Regions from separate parts of the Homo sapiens genome. Here region 2 is linked to region 1. Evidence: chromatin loops called from intact Hi-C (ENCODE). Cell type or tissue: prostate gland. All regions are shown on one strand. Each heading gives the region's core, and the rest is flanking DNA. Links, peaks and the distances in the headings are about the cores only. Region 1 overlaps SRD5A2 (steroid 5 alpha-reductase 2). Region 2 overlaps EHD3 (EH domain containing 3).

Evidence for each region. Peaks named below come from ENCODE experiments on the same cell type or tissue, not always from the same donor. Only the 100,000 strongest peaks of a DNase experiment are listed, where the experiment ranks them.
Region 2: it touches region 1 in a loop (4-fold over the local background); 7 of 110 quality-filtered maps call a loop at or near these places.

What each region holds. Positions count from the first base shown.
Region 1 is chr2:31,518,114-31,525,316 of GRCh38, forward strand. SRD5A2 (steroid 5 alpha-reductase 2) reads right to left here. Exons shown (of 5, transcript NM_000348.4): 5 at 4,367-7,203. Among named protein-coding and RNA genes, the nearest start is that of SRD5A2, 59 kb to the right of the region's middle. In prostate gland, for the core only: a CTCF peak has its summit at 5,941 (motif pointing left); no DNase peak of the experiment used is centred there.
Region 2 is chr2:31,234,672-31,241,874 of GRCh38, forward strand. It overlaps EHD3 (EH domain containing 3), which reads left to right. Exons shown (of 6, transcript NM_014600.3): 1 at 1-177. Among named protein-coding and RNA genes, the nearest start is that of EHD3, 4.1 kb to the left of the region's middle. In prostate gland, for the core only: no CTCF peak of the experiment used is centred there; a DNase peak (open chromatin) is centred at 3,893; H3K27ac peaks cover 1,341 bases.

The DNA.
Region 1 (7,203 bases), core at 4,592-7,091:
CTTTGTAGCTCTGCAGGCTTCTGTCCAGATTGGGTTTCCTCTCCCCTCCTTGAGGACAGACAGCTTCTGCATCTACCCCTCCATCAGCATCAGTGTAACATTGCCTGAGACTGGGGCCATTTCCCGATGTCCATGCAGTAGCCTGCTAATGCTTGCTCCTTGGAACAAGGCTCTTGGTCAGAGTTGCTGGATTTGCTGCCTTCTCCCCACCCACCCCCTTAGAAGAAATAGTTTTTGTTTCTACCCCTTTCTCAGTGACAGTATAGCAGGGGATGGGGCAGTTTCCTGAATGCCCTCTTTTCTGGTTCTTTTTTGCTTTATCCCCTCCCCTAGAGTCAGTGGACCTTTGCCTGTGTCTTAGAGAAGGAGGGTTTCGTATCCCTCTCCCAGAGGCTTGCAGGTTTTGCTTTCTATAACAGAAAGCCCTGGAAGAAGGTGGGTGATATAGTTTGGCTGTGACCCCACCCGAATCTCAACTTGAATTGTATCTTTCAGAATTCCCACGTGCTGTGTGAGGGACCCGGGGGAGGTAATTGAATCATGGGGGCCAGTCTTTCCCGTGCTATTCTCGTGATAGTGATATTCTCATTTGTCTCTTGCCACCACCATGTAAGGAATGCCTTTCACCCCCCACCATGATTCTGAGGCCTCCCTAGCCATATATAACTGTAAGTCCAATTAAACCTCTTTTTGTTCCCACTTTCAGGTATGTCTTTATCAGCAGTGTGAAAATGAACTCATACAGTAAATTAGTAGCAGTAGAGTGGAGCATTGCTGAAAAGATACCCAAAAATGTGGAATTGGAACTGGGTAACAGGCAGAGGTTGGAACAGTTTGGAGGGCTCAGAAGAAGACAGGAAAATGTGGGAAAGTTTGGAACCTCCTAAAAACTTGTTGAATGGCTTTGCCCAAAATGCTGATAGCAATGTGGACAATAAGGTCCAGGCTGGGGTGGTCTCAGATGGAGATGAGAAACTTATTGGGAACTAGACTAAAGGTGACTCTTGTTATGTTTTAGCAAAGAGACTGGAGGCATTTTGCCCCCGTCCTAGAGATTTGTGGAACTTGAGAAAGATGATTTAGGATATCTGGTGGAAGAAATTTCTAAGCAACAAGGCATTCAAGAGATGACTTGGGTACTATTAAAGGCATTCAGTTTTACAAAGGATGCAGAGCACAAAAGTTTAGAAAATTTGCAGCCTGACAATGTGATAGAAAAGAAAAACCCATTTTCTGGGGAGATATTCAAGCCAGCTGTAGAAATTTTCATAAATAGCAAGGAGCCTAATGTTAATCCCCAAGACCATGGGGAAAATGTCTCTAGGCCACGTCACAGACCTTCACAGCAGCTCCTCCCATCACAGGCCTGGAGGCCCAGGAGGAAAAAGTGGCTTCAAGGGCTGGGCCCAGGGTCCCTACACTGTGTGCAGCCTAGGGACTTGGTGTCCTGTGTTCCAGCTGCTCCAACCATGGCTGAAAGGGGCCAATGTACAGCTCAGAATGTGGCCTTAGAGGGTAAAAACTCCAAGCCTTGGCACCTTCCATGTGATGTTGAGCCTGCAGGTGCACAGAAGCCAAGAACTGAGGTTTGGGAACCTCTGCATAGATTTCAGAAGATGTATGGAAACACCTGGATGCCCAGGCAAGTTTGCTGCAGGGGCAGGGCTCTTATGGAGAACCTCTGATAGGGCAGTGTGGAAGGGAAATGTGGGGTCAAAGACCCACACAGAGTCCCTACTGGGGCACTGCCTAGTGGAGCTGTGAGAAGAGGGCCACTGTTCTCCAGATCCCAGAATTTTAGATCCACCAACAGCTTGCACCACGTGCCTGGAAAAGCCACAGATACTCAACACCAGCTCGTGAAGTCAGCCGGAAAGGAGGCTGTACCCTGCAAAGCCACAGGGGTGGAGCTGCCCAAGACCATGGGAACCCACCTCTTGCATCAGCGTTACCTGGATGCGAGACCTGGAGTCAACGGAGATCATTTTGGAGCTTTAAAATTTGACTGACCTGCTGGATTCTGGACTTGCATGGGCCCTGTAACCCCTTTGTTTTGGCCAATTTCTCCCATTCAGAATGGCTGTATTTACCGAATACCTGTACCCACATTGTATCTAGGAAGTAACTAGCTTTCTTTTGATTTTACAGGCTCCTAGGTAGAAGGGACTTGCTTTGTCTCAAATGAGTATTTGGACTGTGGACTTTGGGTTAATGCTGAAATGAATTAACACTTTGGGGGACTGTTGGGAAGGTATGATTGGTTTTGAAATGTGAGGACATGAGATTTGGAGGGGCCAGGGGTGGGATGATATGGTTTGGCTGTGTCCCCACCTAAATCTCAACTTGAATTGTATCTCCCAGAATTCCCACATGTTGTAGGAGGGACCCAGGGGCAGGTAATTGAATCATGGGGGCTGGTCTTTCCCATGCTATTCTCGTGATAGTGAATAAGTCTCACGAGATCTGATGGGTTTATCAGGGATTTCCGCTTTTGCTTTTTCCTCATTTTTCTCTTTCCACAGCCATGATTCTGAGGCCTCCCCAGCCATGTGGAACTGTAAGTCCAATTAAACCTCTTTTTGTTCCCAGTTTCAGGTATGTCTTTATCAGCAGCATGAAAACGAACTAATACAGTGGGCTTTTGTAACTATGCACCACCAAAGAAGGGCCCTCTCAGATCCCCTTCCCTGTCCCCAACCCACCTCATAAGCTCCAGGTGGAGGTCTGGGTAAAAGACCTGGCAACCAGACTAAGGTGACCAGGTCATCCTGGTCTGCCTAGGACTTTTCCAGTTTGAGCACAGAAAGTCCTGTGTCCCAGGAAACTCCTCATCCTGGGGCAGATCTGGATGCTTGTTCAGCCAAGTGTCTGAGTCTCCCAGGGATTCTAATCTCATGCTAGGTTCCACTCAGCTATTGATAATTCATTGAAATTTCTGTTGTTTTCTTCTTTCCCACTCTTATGGCCATTACCTCTTCCTCCCATACTCCGCTGAAAGTGAAACGGTTTGTGTGTTTCCTCTGAAATTCAGTTCTTCTGGTTGCTCTCCTATCTCAGTTCATTAAAAGGCTCAAAAAGTTATAATCTTATATACTATCTGGTTTTTTCTCATTTTTAGAGTAGGAATGGTTATCTGGTGGCTTTCTACACCCTAAGTGGAAAAAAAACCTCCTCATCCCCTTTGCTTCTAAAGAATTGAGCTGCGCATTAGAATGTTGTCCTTGTGGAAAGACATTATAAGAAGCTGCACAAAGTGACCCCTGCATTTATTGTAAAGATGCTCTCATGAACATAGTTCCCCACATCACACAGTGTAGAAATTTATCATGAGTCTCAGTACCGGTAATAGTTGTGTTTCCCTGGTCAAGTTGTTTTTCTTTTGTGAATGTTGTGGATTTAGCAACTGGTAATTTCCTTCTGTACTTTGGAGACTCAGGACCCAATTTATGTTTAGATTTAGCCACTGTACATGATCTTCCAAGGGCATTTTTGCATTTTAACTTTATCTCTGGCTTTATTTTACTTTTTACTCCTATTTCTACTTCCCCTCACTTACTTATCTGTTCAGAGCTTATCCTGTTATAAACCATCATAAAGAATTATTTTAATGAAATAGTATCTGAAAGGCAACTTGTAACAAATGAAAGCACTAATACATTGACAAAATTTAATTGATTTTACGGTATTGCTTTCTAGTCAACACTGTAAAAACGCTTCTCTATAAGGAAGGATCCTTTTTTGGGGAGTGCGTCTGGAGTAAAGGAAAACAAAGGCCTTGAAAAGGGGAACCCTGGCAGTTGCTTATTCTTCTGGATGCTCCCATCTTCCCATTGGCCTCAGCCGACTTGGATGCTGCCACACGCTCTAAGAGCAATTACTTCACCTCTTTCTCACAATGTCACTACTACGCAGAACTAAAACTATCTTTACGAGGTGAGCAGACAGAAATACAATTATTTATGGTGAAGCACAGCCAAATGGCTTGTGTTTTTTAAAAGTCAGCTTCTTCTTTTATGAAATGGAGCTCTAACAAGTGTTTATTCTCTCTGTCAGAGGGAGGTCTTTTCCTGGGAGGATAAAGAAGGGACCAGGCTTGTGCAGCCTGGACACAGGAAAGGGAGGAAGCCCACTCTGTCAGTGGGAGGCCCCTCTCTCTCAAGGGCCTTCCATTGCCAACCCTCCCTTAGACCCTCGCTCATTACTCCCCTCCTTCCTCCACTTTCTCTGTTGTCCTCCTCCTCCCAGCCAGCTTGCCATGTCGGAAGGGATATTCGCTATCCCTCCAATAAAGAATCTAGATTGTTACTGCATTGAGCAAAACCAAACCCTCAACCCAAAAAGACAGGACTAAAGAAACTAACACAGCTTGGTGCATACTTTAACCTTCTCCAGTTATTTATTTTATTCATCCAAATCTCAAGCTAAGGTTGATGGGGAGAAATGAGGCACAATGCAAATAACACAGAACTCTTTAAGATCACAACTCCATGGACTTGTACAAAGAATAAACAAATGTCTTACTTAGAAATTAAATCCACTCGATGGCTTATTAAATCACCCAAGAACTCACATTGCCACCCGGCTCTATGCCTCTTTCATCATAGGATAGTGTAGATGCTATAAAATAATCAGCATCCTTCTCCAGAAAAATTCACTTTACATTTGCCGTTACCCTCCTTGTTTTCCCTGCATGGACCTCAGCTCACAGCTTATTAGAGAACCAAAAGGCCAAGCGGGAAAAGAAATGAATCTTCATGAGCCTATTCCTTCATGTGCCAAGAGCTTGCTCCCCTGCTTCTTAGTGAGATTGCCATGAGGTAACCACAAAAATCCAAGAGAGCTATTATCAAACTTCAGGGTTGTAAAACCACGGATTTATTTATTTGTTCCTGAAAGGGTCTAAGCCGCCTAAATAGCTGTTTAATTGCGTATTTCTCATTAGAGCTCCTTTTTCCTTTTAGAATACAGTGGAGCCACTGTTGTTCTTTATGAAAGTAAGCATTAGGGATAAGGGGGTTTATGACCTGAAACCTTTTTTCCATGCTGAACACACATGTTGTCTTGACTACACCAATGAGGGAAAACTCTCTATTCTGTCAAATAGGTTTATGAAAGGGCATGAGCCTGGTGCTCCCACGGAGCGAGGGAAGCCTCACACACAAACAGGCATGGGACAATAGGTGTATAAACTGAACTATGCAACAGCACTTAAGCTCTGGCTATTTTTCTCCTGCATGAGCTCTGTAGAAATCCAGATGGCAGCCCTAAAGGCTGTGCCTTAAGCAGAAGAAGCATACATCTGACCCTCAAAGGGACAAAATGAGATGGCTGCTCTGACCAGCTCTGTACCAGCTGTGAGGAGGCCTTTTAACTCTGTGGGTCTCAGTGTCACTACCTATAATGTGAAGTGGTAGGAATAGCTGATGTCTGAGGTCTGCTTCAGCTCTTTAAGTCTAAATTCTGAAAAACAAACAAAACTCAACATTTTCTTCAAGGTTGGCAGGAAAACGCCTCTTCCGTGAAAGCTTCAGCAAGACCAAGATAGAGTATCTTGTGAGCTAGGACACTGTTAGATTATTTTAGCCAAAAAACAGTCCATGGAAACCTCAATTAACTATAATTTTGTTGCACCCTATTTTTAAAAGTGGGAAGAAATATGTTTAGAGATGAGCACATGTTCAGACCTTTACTGTATTTAATCCACATACATATCCTAGCCCTAAACAATGACAAACTGTCATTGAACACAACAGCCCTAGAACACTGAGAATACCTGAATTATCAAGGGAAGGTTTCAGCTTTCATAGAGTTCACGCTACTCTACCCTATATTCAGATTAAGAAGTTCCACGATCATGCTAACTTGAAAGGTCCACGATCAGGCAACAGGACTGGGGTTGGACCTAATTAAGTCAAGGTTGGACTAAATACTATTTTAGAAAGCGCCCTCTTGTGGCAAAAAGTGAAATTGCCAAATGGCGGTTTTGTCCTGAGACTGAGTACTGCCATTTATTGTATATTTATTTCATCTCAAGGACCGGCCTGGATGTTTTACATGGTAGTAAAATAAAGGACTTAAGCAAGGTAGTTTTCAATGTCATGGAGAGAACTGGAAGTCTTTTATGTCACAGAGCTCAAGCTACACCTGAAGATTTACTTCACCAAGTGTGTTCATTCCCCCTGTGTATTCCTCAGCACCAGGAGTGGCATCTAACCTCATGACGTTTTCCTGCACCTTTATTGTACTTCCTTGTAGTTCTGAATTGTGGCTGAGAGGCTGTATAAGTCATACTTCTTTATTTCCAGCACACAGCCCCTAATTTCATGAAGAGAGAAGAGAAGAAAGGAAACGACACTACAGACAGGGTGAATGGGAATGAGGGACAGGCGGGACAGGGAAGCACACCCCAATACCTTGTGAAAATCTCCAGAAGTCCCAGGATATTTTAATTCAAACAAAACTGCTTAACATCCATGATTTAAAGGTATTTAATGAACAACAAAAACACTTATTTATATGATTGCAATTTGCATTTTTCAGTAATCTACATCATCCTCAGACCTTTCAAGTTTCCTATGTGACTTATATAGTGAGTTTCTGTGCTTAGTACCACTGGTGCTCATTTGTCAAAACAGTTTGCTAAATATTGACAATGCATTCCGCAAACATAGGCCTGAGAAGACAAATATTTCCATGTATTCCAATTACAAGCGTTCGGCCCCTTCCTTAGAGAGTCCATATCTCAGCACTCATGCTGGGGTGACCCCTTCACAAGAGTTTGCAAACTCAAATGCTTACTAGCTACGTAGTTCCAGTTCTGGTGTGGAAATGTGGGCTCTGTATGTTCAGATCCTCCAACTTTTTAAATGAAACTAGAATGCTAGAGTTTTATGAAGGAATCTCCTGATTTTTAAGTTTTTGAAACTTTGTAAAAAAAAAAAAAACTATATGTCTGAGCCAAACAAAACAGGTTTTCTGCCCAGACGTGCCCCTCTGTCTGCAATTTTCAGTCTCTGCCTGCAGGTCCTTTGAGGGAGGCATTCAGGCTGCCCCTAGGAGACACCTTCTTGAACAGGTCCTGAGAACTACAAGGAAGAAGCTCCAGGAAAGGAAAGTTGCTTGGGGCTTCTGCTGTACTTCATATTGTTGTGGACATCTGGTGGAGGCAAGCAGCATGTAACCTCATCATTAATTCTCTTTGTT
Region 2 (7,203 bases), core at 2,450-4,949, 290 kb before region 1:
TTTCCAGACGGTGAGTGAGGGGCTCAAGAAACTCTACAAGAGCAAGCTGCTGCCCTTGGAAGAGCATTACCGCTTCCACGAGTTCCACTCGCCCGCCCTGGAGGATGCCGACTTCGACAACAAGCCCATGGTTCTGCTGGTGGGCCAGTACTCCACTGGGAAGACCACCTTCATCAGGTGAGCCGGCCCAGGGTCCTGGCAGCCCACCCCGGAGCCCAGCGCCTAGTCCCTCCGGTCACTCCTGGTGCTCCATCCCAGACAGGGGACCAATGGGAAGCCTTCAGTTGAGGGCTCTGAAGAGATCTGTGTTTGTGCAGGCGTCAAAATCTTACCCCACAATTTTTGCTGGTCCCCCTTCCCATCCTACCCAATACCTGTCCACTCTACTTGGCCCTTGGCTGTGGTGGTCAACCTGAAGTATTCAAGTGTAAAGCCATTCCCAGTCTCCCCATCTTATGGATGATGAAACCGAGGCCCAGGAGGCACAATGGAAGAGCTCCTGGTCTCTGGAGCGCCTTATGTTGGTGGGGATGTCTTACGTCTTCACTTTTTAGCAACACATCATTCACGGGCAAAACCTCTTCCCTTGTTTTTCAAGGGGCTTGGCACTCACATGGGGGCCTCACAGTTGCAGCTGAGTTCTGATGGGTGCGGGCCTGGGAACGGAGGTGGCCTGGGGATGCTACTTGTCCTCCTTTTATCATTTCCTTCTCTAAAGCAGAGCTCCTGTGTATATATCTTGGAGACTCAACAGAAGCTGAGTCCAGAAGCAGAATGCTTTTTTTTTCCCCTTTCTCTTATTTGATCTTAATGGCTTAATAATAATATTAAAGACGCTTAGAGATGGAAGGGATATTGGCATTGTCTCATCCAGTTGCTGAGTTTGCAGGTGAGATAACCGAGGCGCAGAGAAGTTAAATGAATTGTGCAGAGCCATCTAAAGAGTGGGCAGCAGACCTGGGATGTTAAGTCCTAGATGCATGTGAGGAGATGCTTGGCTAAACGCCTGTAACTCTGAGAATGAGTCATCCATTCCCTTCAATTACAGAATCCTTGGGCTGGAGGGAGGCTCAAGAAGTCAATTTGTTCACCCTGCATTCAGAGAAGTCCACCAGAGGCCCTTCTTATCTTTAGAGAACAGGCTTCACTCCAGTCCTCAATCTTCCCAACTTCAAGGCCAGCCATTTTCTTGGCCCCTTTTATAGCCATTCCAAATTGTTGAGAATGCTGTGGCCCTCTGTCTTAAGACTCAGGCTCCCACAGCTTGAGAATGGAGTTTGGTGGCCCCCCAAAGTCAAGTGTGCTCATCTCCTGCAGAGGGTTTGGAAAGCAGGGGTACCCTTATTCCTATTCCTTGGCTGTTTGAGCATCCACAGCATGTGAAATGCTGTGCTTTGTTTGGTGAGGAGTGCAGAAAAGTTAACAGTCTAGTTACTAATTTTCTAGGTACTAATTTTCTCTAACATCCACCTTGTAACGCCAGCCTTCTGGAAGTAGCACCATGCTAATAGGTCATGTCTAAACACAACACCACATTGAGTTTGTCCTTGTGGAGTGCACAGCCTAGGGCTCAGCAGCTTTAAGAGGCCAAGTGATTTCTGAAGGAGTTTGGGAGGTGATGGGCCTGTTGGCTCTTGTATGTTTTATATTGATAGAACTGCAAGAGGCCTTAGAGATTAAACTAATCCATTGCTTCTTAACTTTCTATCTTTAGAAAAATGTACGTACATCCCAAATTTGCATATAATGTTGGGGGTCCAAGGGCCTTCTTTGGACTTTAGGGTGGGAACCCCTGATCTAAGCCATGCTTCTTGTTTTATTAAGCACCCATTGCTGCCAAAGGCACTTCAGAGCTGCCTGGGTTGCCTGCAGAGTTTCCTTTGTGAGCCCTGGCCTCCACTTGGCCCATTCATGCCTCAGGGGAAGTTCAGGCCATTTGCAGATGGCCCTTGCCCTCTCAGCCTTCCCTGGCTCTCTACACATATGGTATTTATAACCTTTCATACATTATCTGTAGCTTCTCCTTCCTGGTGTACAATCATTGACAAGACAACATCCATGCCTTAGCATCTCTGGGGCCTTGCCCAGGGTCTCGGCTATAGGAGGTTCCCAGTAGACATTTTGCAGAATGGGAGGGAAGATGGGGAGAGGTGAGGATCCCCAAGCAGCAGACAGGTTTGAGCGCCTTTTGTCTGAGACACTCTCCCGGCTTTGCCTAAGTCATCACTGGCTGTTAACTGGGTCTAAGAAAGTGGCAGAGTCAAATTGCCACAGATGATTCCTCATCTGAGGGAGACAGTAAGACCGGGAGAGGCAGATCGCTCTTCTTTCTTATCCTCCATGTGCAGTAGTTCCCTCTCCCCACTCATGTCAGCAACTGAATTTAGCTCATGCGTCAAAAGCTGTCTCCCCTTGAGGGAGTGTCAGCCAGCGCTGTAGGAGGGGTCATACCACAGGGAACCCTCCAGAACCAAATCATGTACTTTTCTTCTTTCTCATAAAATCCAGTAAACAGTTGTTTTTAATTGGAAAATATAGAAAAGAATAAATTTAAAGAAGAAAAAAAGTCACCCATAATCCCATGACTTAGGAGAAGCTATTTTAATTTACATATAAAATATATTTATATATAAAGCATATAATTTATATATAAATATATTTCCAGTATTTGTAGCTATTTTATAGCACAGTTGAGATCATGCTATACATATAATTTTGTATGCTGGCTTGTTTATTTTTGTTTTTGTTTTTGAGATGGAGTCTCACTGTGTCACCCAGGCTGGAGTACAATGGCACAATCTCGGCTCAGTGCAACCTCCGCCTCCTGTGTTCAAGCAGTTCTCCTGCCTCAGCCTCCCAAGTAGCTGGGGTTACGGGCACCCGCCAACACGCCTGGCCAATTTTTGTATTTTAAGTAGAGATGGGGTTTTGCCATGTTAGGCAGACTGGTCTTGAACTCCTGACCTCAGGGGATCCACCCACCTCAGCCTCCCAAAGTGCTGGGGATTACAGACGTGAACCACTGCGTCTGGCCAGTTTTTCTTACTTATAGCATGAACATTTCCTATGTTATAAGCGTTATTTGTCAGCATTATTTTTAACAACTGCATACTATTTCACTATTTGTATATACAATTATTCATTCAACTAATGAATAGCATTGTTTTTAACAGCTGCATACTATTCCATTGTGTGTATATACGATTCTTCACTTAATCTACTTCTCTTGGATGTTTTAGGCTATTTCTAATTTTTTGTTATTGTAGAATAATTCTGAATATCTCTGTGTATAATATTTTTTCCTATATTGTGTGTGTGTGTTTTTTTTGTTTGTTTTTGTTTTTGTTTTTTTGAGATTCCCAGAAGTGGAATTGCTAGGCCAAAGGTTGGGCAGGGTTTTGTTTAAAATATTTTTTAACTTTAAAATTTTTGTACTAAGAGTCATATTTTGCAGTTGTTTTCCGAGAGGGTGAGTTGACACTGCATCCCTTCCCCATTGCGAGTAAGGCTGCTCTGGGGTGGATAAGTGCGTCCATGCCTAGGTCTCAGAAGGCCTCCTCCTCTCCCTTCTCCCATCCCTGCTTCTTGCCTTGATTCTTGTCTCCATGCCAGGCCTGAACCTGTGAGGGGCCTTTTCCTCAGAAACAAAGATTTGCCTCTTTATTCCCCCAGTTCTTGGCGTTTTGCCCCTGAGGGTCCATCCACTTTCAGTAATATGTGCTTGCCACAGCGTCTATTTCTTGTCTGAGGAAGAACACACAGAAAAGGACATTCTTTTAATAACTAGTTAATGTGCTGTGATCTCTGCCTGAAATAACTTCCCCGGCCTAAGGCCCGGCAACACAGAGTAATAAAATGAACAGTAAATTGGCTTGGCGGCTGCCCTCTCCAACACAGGCTGCCTCTTTGGAGTACAGTAGCTCTGTGTCCCTCTGGCCCTGGCAGCCTTTCCTCCTGCCTCTGCTATTCTTCTCCCTTTGCTATTTCTCTGCCCGGCATGCAGCCTTGAATCCCTCCTTCCTTGGACCATCTGGCCCCTGGTCACTCCTTCTCGCTGCCTACTTCTGTGGCCCCTTATTCTGCAGGTAGTGGAGGTGAGTAGCTGGCTGCTCCAGGGGCTGAGGAAGGCCTGAGTACTTCCATGGGCCATGAGGGAGGCCTCCCTGGACCTTGGCAGAGCTGAGAGAGAGGCTCTAGTGGATTGGCTGTGGGGCCTGGGGCTGCAGAGCTAAGCTGCCCCGGGCTCCTTGGGGAGGCTGGGCTGGTCTGGAGGGTTGCACGGACCTTCTATCGTGTGACTTGGACTCTTGAGGCATGAGCACTTGGTAGGGCTGCTGGGATGGGAGTCCATCGTGAGGGCTACTGAGCTGGCCCTTTCAGCTTCTCCCACTTCAGGAGACTCTGCAACCTCCCACCCCAAAGGTGCCTTCGCATTTGCTGTGGCCGCACCAGCTCTCATCACCACCCTGACATCCCCACCCCAGGCATTACAGCGCCACTGCGCCGGGAAAGATGGTTCTCCAGAAAGCCAAAGGGATAGAGTGAGAGGGCCACCACCCCAGTAGACCCACTCACTGCAAAGTCCATCCTGGCAGGCATAGCCCCTGCACCACCTTCAGCCCTGTCCACCCACCAAGGCCAGGGGATGTCCTTTGTCTGATAGGGTTCTGATCTGCTGGGTCTCTAAAGGGGCCTGGGTGAAAATCCACCTGCTTCTTACAAGGCCTAAGTGTTACACAAGGAAGCAGAAGGCCTTAGGCCAGAGGAACTGTGTCCGCGTGCCTCGGCCTGGCTTAGGGGCTGCCTTGAAAGTCAGGTGCCTGGCAGTCATCAGGCAAAACATTTACTGGGAGGAGAAAGACCTTTGGGGAAAGGTCTCCCTCCCATTCCCATTGACAGTGGGACGAAGGCCATGGAACACAGTCCAAGTCAGCAGAATCCAGCTCCACCACTTCCTGCCCAGGGACCTGGTTAGGAAGGTCTGACAGAGGTCAGGCCACCTCCCCTTTCTGACCCGCAGTTTCCTTATCCATAAGATGCGAATAGTAATAACCGCCTCACAGCATTACTGACCGGATTCGGGGTGGGGAGGGGGAGGCAGAACCAGTTTAGCACCAGCTGTGCTCCAGGCACCGCGCATGGGGCTTTATCATTTCCTCTCCTCTCTCGAGCTGACTCTAACAGGAGACTTAGAGGCAGGCTCTCAGGAAGGTGCGGGAAGGCCCTTCTCCAGCACGAAGGGGAGGGCTGGAGAAGGGGCACGTCGCTGAGCTCTGGGGACGGTGCCGGGTAGTGCCCTGGGCGGGCTGGCCTGTCGCAAGGAGGCTGGACTGTCTGGCCACCAGATTCTCCTTCGTGCTGGAATCCCTTCATCACATGGCTGAGGGTGCTTTCGACAGGGCCAATTATAGCTGCTCCAGGGAACACGGAGCTGACTCATGCCTCAACTTGGCCGTGGAGAGTCTCCCATCCACTTTCTCGCTTGTGTCTGTGGGATGCGTTACAGACTCCCTCAAACCCCATGAGGCCGACAGGGCAAGTATTATCATCCTGGACTCAGTCTGTCCTGTCTCCCCTCATTCTTGTGCATCCCCGTCTCTGCTGTTCCCACCCTGGCCTGAATTAACTTTTCTTTTTTCACACTGCTGTGGGAATGTTTTCTCCTGGCAACAGAGGCAATCTGTATCGCTTCCCATAAAGAATCAGTGCATGAGATTCCTCAATAGATTTTTCCTTTCTGGACACAGTGGTGGCTTTGTTACAGGGGCACCTGCTGCTGTAAGCCATACCCAAATGTCCCTGAGAATTTACCCCACCCGACTGTGCTGCCTGGACTTGCTGGTGGCCTCATTAGACTCAGTGTTTCCCCAGACCCATGTGTGGTCAGCAAGTTTTGGGTCATGTGGGTTTAGCAGGACAAACTCTAGGCCCTTGCCTGACCACCTCGGGCTGCAGCCCTGTAACTTCCCCGGAAGCCACCCTGCTAGGCTGGGAAGCCTTCACTCATCTGCTGAGAACACCACGTCCCTCTCAGGGGTAGAATTTGAGACGCCTGTGTGAGAAGGATCCTTCATTGCTGCTGTTTGGCCCTGTTCATTCTGGGCATTTTTGAGGCTGCCTCAGAATGGTTCTTTTCAGCCCTCTCTATTTCAGCTGTCCCTGGAGCCTTTGATGATCCCTACTTCCCGCAATCCACTGTTGCTGCTCCCTTGCAGAGCCCTGCTTAGGGCTTCTCATCCACACACTCACTAGGTCAGGTGCCTGGGCAGGCAAAGATAGATGGGGTTTCCCAATCAGGGTGGAATCTTTCTCGTGAAGGGTAATCTTGGCCGACTGTTTGTAAATCCAAAAGTGTCCTTTTAGAGCCCATGGAGCCAGGGACCTGCTCTGATCATATGATAGCAGCAGCTTTGGGATGCCACACCCCAGTCACTGAGGCCAAGCAGGGAACCCCACAGCTGATATTTACAGAGATGAGTACACTCCTGCGTTTGTGGGCCTCAAAGCCTCACCTCTCCTCCAAGGCCTGGCCCTGCCTGCCTCCTGCCAAACCATATTTCTTTGTGGCCTTCTTGTCCCATTCATCGTTCTAAAAGGGAGCTCAACCCTTTTGGCCTGTCCCTAAAGATGGCTGCATTTCCTGGTCAAGGCAGGAAAGGTGAGTGTAGTGGTTAGGAGCGTGAACTCAAATCCAAGGGCCAGGTTCAAATCCTAACCCTGTTACTGTTTACTGAGTGCATCACCTGGGGCACCTTTATCTCCTCCTCCTTCAAATGGAATGATAATCTAGGTAATTTAAGGTACTGGTTAAATGCTTAACTTCTGCAATGAATTTAATCCCCAGAACTCCCTGTGAGATAGGTTTTCTTATTAGGTCCATTTGATGAGGAAGAGCATAGTGCTGATATCATAGTATGTGGGAAGGTGAAACGAGATAATCCATGGAAAATTTAGAACAACGTCCGGCACATCGCAGGTACTCAGTCAGTCTGAACGATTACCCGCCATGTTATGGAGTGAGGTACTGAGGTTCCCTGAGTTAAGTACCCCCTGAAGAGCATAGCCCTCAATGTTAGAGAAAGCAGGTTGGCTGGCCCCAGGCCACTGAGATTCACAGCTTCTCCCAGGAGGCCCTGAAGGAGAAGGTATTCTGAGAAGGCAGGAAGTGCTAGCCAAGGGTGCAGCTGTTAGGATTCACTCTCA